Regions from separate parts of the Homo sapiens genome. Here region 2 is linked to region 1. The links are chromatin loops, found by intact Hi-C in ENCODE. Cell type or tissue: sigmoid colon. All regions are shown on one strand. Region 1 has its middle 16 kb from the start of LINC01989. Region 2 holds the start of CCL2 (C-C motif chemokine ligand 2).

What was found. Hi-C counts contacts between places; a loop is a spot of excess contacts. Peaks named below come from ENCODE experiments on the same cell type or tissue, not always from the same donor. Only the 100,000 strongest peaks of a DNase experiment are listed, where the experiment ranks them.
Region 2: it touches region 1 in a loop (9-fold over the local background); 30 of 110 quality-filtered maps call a loop at or near these places.

The regions. Positions count from the first base shown.
Region 1 is chr17:34,198,652-34,201,151 of GRCh38, forward strand. No RefSeq gene overlaps it. Among named protein-coding and RNA genes, the nearest start is that of LINC01989, 16 kb to the left of the region's middle. In sigmoid colon, CTCF peaks have their summits at 1,436 (motif pointing right) and 1,644; a DNase peak (open chromatin) is centred at 1,480.
Region 2 is chr17:34,254,214-34,256,713 of GRCh38, forward strand. It overlaps CCL2 (C-C motif chemokine ligand 2), which reads left to right and starts at 1,072. Exons shown (of 3, transcript NM_002982.4): 1 at 1,072-1,212; 2 at 2,009-2,126. The coding sequence starts at 1,137. RefSeq lists enhancers at 1-768, 769-1,743. In sigmoid colon, no CTCF peak of the experiment used is centred here; DNase peaks (open chromatin) are centred at 148, 678 and 1,028; H3K4me3 peaks cover 2,336 bases; H3K27ac peaks cover 2,487 bases.

The DNA of each region.
Region 1 (2,500 bases):
AAAGAAAGAAGAAAGAAGAAACAGAAAGGAAGGAAGGAAGGAAGGAAGGCAGGGAGGGAGGAAGGAGAAAAAAGAAAGAAAGAAAGAAAAGAGGAGGAGAAGGAAGGAAGGAGAAAGGGAAAGACAGAGAAAGGAAAGAAAGGGAGGGAGGGAAAAGAAAAGACAAGAAAAAGAAGTTGCTACATTGGACCTTAACAACACTGAAAACTTCCCTTTGAAGACACTAATGTGAAATTGAAAAGACATGCCACACGATGGAGAAAATACATACATCTGACAAATGACTTATATTCAAAATATAAAAGGAATTCTTACAAGTCAATACTAAAGAGGGCAAAATAACTCTAATAGCCACTTCCTAAAAAGACACACAGATGATCAATAAGCACCTGAAAAAATGATCAGCATTGCTAATCATCAACAAATTGCAAGTTCAAACCACGATGTGATGTAACTTCATACATTAAAATAGCTAAAAGTTAAACAAAGAAAACTAGCAAGCTCTGGTGAGCATGTGGACAATCGGAATTCTTGTAGTAGGTACGTAAATGGCATAATTACTTTGGAAAAATGTTTGTCAGTTTCTTACACAGTTAAACATGCATCTACCTGCGACCCATCAATTTTACTTCTGGAAATTCGCCCAAGATAAATAAAAACCACACAAAGGACTCACAAAGTTCACCCAAAGACTTATACACAAACGTGCCTGCAGTTTTTTGCACCACAGCATAAATCTGGAAACAGTCAAAAAATCTATCAAGAGGATGGATAAATGAATTATGTATTTATTCACTGAAATACCACTTAACAATAGAAGAAAACAAACTGCGGATACCTACAAAAGCATGGATAAATTTCAAAAACAATTTGTTGTGCTAGAGAAGCTAGACACAAAAGAGTGTATACTGTACACTTCCGTTTATATAAAGTCCTTGAAAGGGCAAAACAAACTATAGCAAGAGAAGTCAGATCAAGGATTGCCTGGGGTAGGTAGGAAGTGGTGAAGATTGACTACCAAGCGCCATGAGAAAACTTTGTGGGATAACAGAAACGTTCAATATTTTGACTGGGGCGGTGGTTCCACGTGCATATACAGTTGTCAAAACTTATCAATGTGTACATTTAAAGAGCATGCGTTTTGTTGTGTGAAAATAAATTGTATGTGAATAAATGTGATTTTAAAAAATAATAAAGTTCTCCACATATTTCTTAGGTCCCTTAAAGAGTGAGCACTGCTTGTCAGTGCCAGAGCCTCTGTCTCATTAATCTTTTAATCGCAGTCTATACAATATCTGGCACTTGGTAAGTGCTCCCCAGGTAGAGTTTGAGAGAAGGTAGGTCGGGAGAGCACGCATTGTTGGAGGGGTGTGAGGAGGAACAGAACACAAGCAGGACTAGACAAATATGCTCTTCTGCTAGAAACCTCTTTCACCATAAGGTGGCAGCAGAGAGCACCTGGCAATGTCTTTACCTACTTAATCCAGCAGGTGACAGCAGACCCACACTAACCTCTACACGAAGTTGCATTTTCCCCTCTCTTTCCTACGGTTACCACAATCTCAGCCCAGCCACTCCGCCAGGCAGAAAAGGGAGACTTAAATGGAAAAGAATAAGAACATACCCATGATCCCCATATATGACGGGCACTGTTCTCCATGCTTAATAGGCAACATGTAATTATACTTAATGTAATATCCATGCTTAATAAACAGTATTTCATTTCCATGCCCATCCTTTATCATGGGTATGATTTTCTTTGTTGTAAAGACAAGTAAACAAAGCTTCAGAGAAGGAGAACATGTTCCTAATCACGGATCTAGAAGTGATAGCGATGGAGTTTGAGTCTGCTTTTTCTTTCCATGTCATCCTGTCCAAACCTATAGACCAAAATGATCCATACAGAGGTTATGTATTGGTGTTCACTGCAGCAGTGTTCTAACTGCTCATGTGCATTAGCTCATGTAATCTTCACAACGAGTTGAGGTAGGAACAGTTGTTATCCCTATTTATTTTATTTATTTATTTATTTATTTATTTATTGTGTTTTTGAAACAGTGTTACTCTGTCACCCACTCTGGAGTGCAGTGGTGCGACCATAGGTCACTGCATCCTCAAACTTCCAGGCTCAAGCAATCCTCCCACCTCAGCCTCCAGAGTAGCTAGGGCTACAGGTGTCAGCCATTGTGCCTAGCCTGGTTATCGCCATTTTAAAGGTAGGCAGTGACACTGAGACACTGATAGGTTAATGAACTTGTAAAGTTCACATCATTAGTAAAAGCTGCAGCTGCCACTGGAGTTCAGGGTCTGACCCTGAACCTTAATCCTTCACTGCAGAACTAGCTACCAAGTGACCACTTTGACGAGCCTTGAGGAAAAGGCGGAGGGGGCTTTAGCACACACTCAGCTAACGAAAGTGTGCCGGTTCATTTCCCACAGCTCCACACAAACTCCCAGGGGTAGTAAAGAATAGCTTCTCCCTCCTCTGTGTCCCTGAGAA
Region 2 (2,500 bases), 56 kb after region 1:
CACTGCTTACTCATGTCCCTTGGAAATTAAGAAGGAAGCCAGGAGAATAGCTGCCATAACCAGGGATGAACTTCTTGTCCACTGCTGCCTGCTATGCTAGCAACAGCCTCCTAACTCATAATGACTTAGCCATGAGGAATGTTTCTAGATTCTCCTTTAGCTGTCTGCCCATTTGGAAGATGCTGAGGACAGAGAGAGGACCCAAGCAGGCAACTAGTTGGAGGACTTGTACACGTTTCCTTCCAGCAGTATGTCAGAGAGGTGGCAGCCCACTGGGGACAGGGCTGCCTGGGTTCTGTGCTCGAGGGGACCTTGAGCAGGCTATTTAACCCTTCTGTGCCTCAGTTGCCTGATCTATAACATGAAAATTAGCAATCCCTACTAGATAAAGTTGGGGAATTTACAGAGTTAATATTTGTAAAGGTCTGAGAATATTCCTGGCAGAGTAAGCACTCTGTGAGTATGACACTGGCATTTCTTCTGCAGCACTACATGCTGTCTATGCCTTTGTCCAAGTCTGAAACCCTAGAACTCTTAGAATTCAGTTCAATGTTTACACAATCCTACAGTTCTGCTAGGCTTCTATGATGCTACTATTCTGCATTTGAATGAGCAAATGGATTTAATGCATTGTCAGGGAGCCGGCCAAAGCTTGAGAGCTCCTTCCTGGCTGGGAGGCCCCTTGGAATGTGGCCTGAAGGTAAGCTGGCAGCGAGCCTGACATGCTTTCATCTAGTTTCCTCGCTTCCTTCCTTTTCTGCAGTTTTCGCTTCAGAGAAAGCAGAATCCTTAAAAATAACCCTCTTAGTTCACATCTGTGGTCAGTCTGGGCTTAATGGCACCCCATCCTCCCCATTTGCTCATTTGGTCTCAGCAGTGAATGGAAAAAGTGTCTCGTCCTGACCCCCTGCTTCCCTTTCCTACTTCCTGGAAATCCACAGGATGCTGCATTTGCTCAGCAGATTTAACAGCCCACTTATCACTCATGGAAGATCCCTCCTCCTGCTTGACTCCGCCCTCTCTCCCTCTGCCCGCTTTCAATAAGAGGCAGAGACAGCAGCCAGAGGAACCGAGAGGCTGAGACTAACCCAGAAACATCCAATTCTCAAACTGAAGCTCGCACTCTCGCCTCCAGCATGAAAGTCTCTGCCGCCCTTCTGTGCCTGCTGCTCATAGCAGCCACCTTCATTCCCCAAGGGCTCGCTCAGCCAGGTAAGGCCCCCTCTTCTTCTCCTTGAACCACATTGTCTTCTCTCTGAGTTATCATGGACCATCCAAGCAGACGTGGTACCCACAGTCTTGCTTTAACGCTACTTTTCCAAGATAAGGTGACTCAGAAAAGGACAAGGGGTGAGCCCAACCACACAGCTGCTGCTCGGCAGAGCCTGAACTAGAATTCCAGCTGTGAACCCCAAATCCAGCTCCTTCCAGGATTCCAGCTCTGGGAACACACTCAGCGCAGTTACTCCCCCAGCTGCTTCCAGCAGAGTTTGGGGATCAGGGTAATCAAAGAGAGGGTGGGTGTGTAGGCTGTTTCCAGACACGCTGGAGACCCAGAATCTGGTCTGTGCTTCATTCACCTTAGCTTCCAGAGACGGTGACTCTGCAGAGGTAATGAGTATCAGGGAAACTCATGACCAGGCATAGCCTATTCAGAGTCTAAAAGGAGGCTCATAGTGGGGCTCCCCAGCTGATCTTCCCTGGTGCTGATCATCTGGATTATTGGTCCGTCTTAATGACACTTGTAGGCATTATCTAGCTTTAACAGCTCCTCCTTCTCTCTGTCCATTATCAATGTTATATACCCATTTTACAGCATAGGAAACTGAGTCATTGGGTCAAAGATCACATTCTAGCTCTGAGGTATAGGCAGAAGCACTGGGATTTAATGAGCTCTTTGTCTTCTCCTGCCTGCCTTTTGCTTTTTCCTCATGACTCTTTTCTGCTCTTAAGATCAGAATAATCCAGTTCATCCTAAAATGCTTTTTCTTTGTGGTTTATTTTCCAGATGCAATCAATGCCCCAGTCACCTGCTGTTATAACTTCACCAATAGGAAGATCTCAGTGCAGAGGCTCGCGAGCTATAGAAGAATCACCAGCAGCAAGTGTCCCAAAGAAGCTGTGATGTGAGTTCAGCACACCAACCTTCCCTGGCCTGAAGTTCTTCCTTGTGGAGCAAGGGACAAGCCTCATAAACCTAGAGTCAGAGAGTGCACTATTTAACTTAATGTACAAAGGTTCCCAATGGGAAAACTGAGGCACCAAGGGAAAAAGTGAACCCCAACATCACTCTCCACCTGGGTGCCTATTCAGAACACCCCAATTTCTTTAGCTTGAAGTCAGGATGGCTCCACCTGGACACCTATAGGAGCAGTTTGCCCTGGGTTCCCTCCTTCCACCTGCGTTCCTCCTCTAGCTCCCATGGCAGCCCTTTGGTGCAGAATGGGCTGCACTTCTAGACCAAAACTGCAAAGGAACTTCATCTAACTCTGTCCTCCCT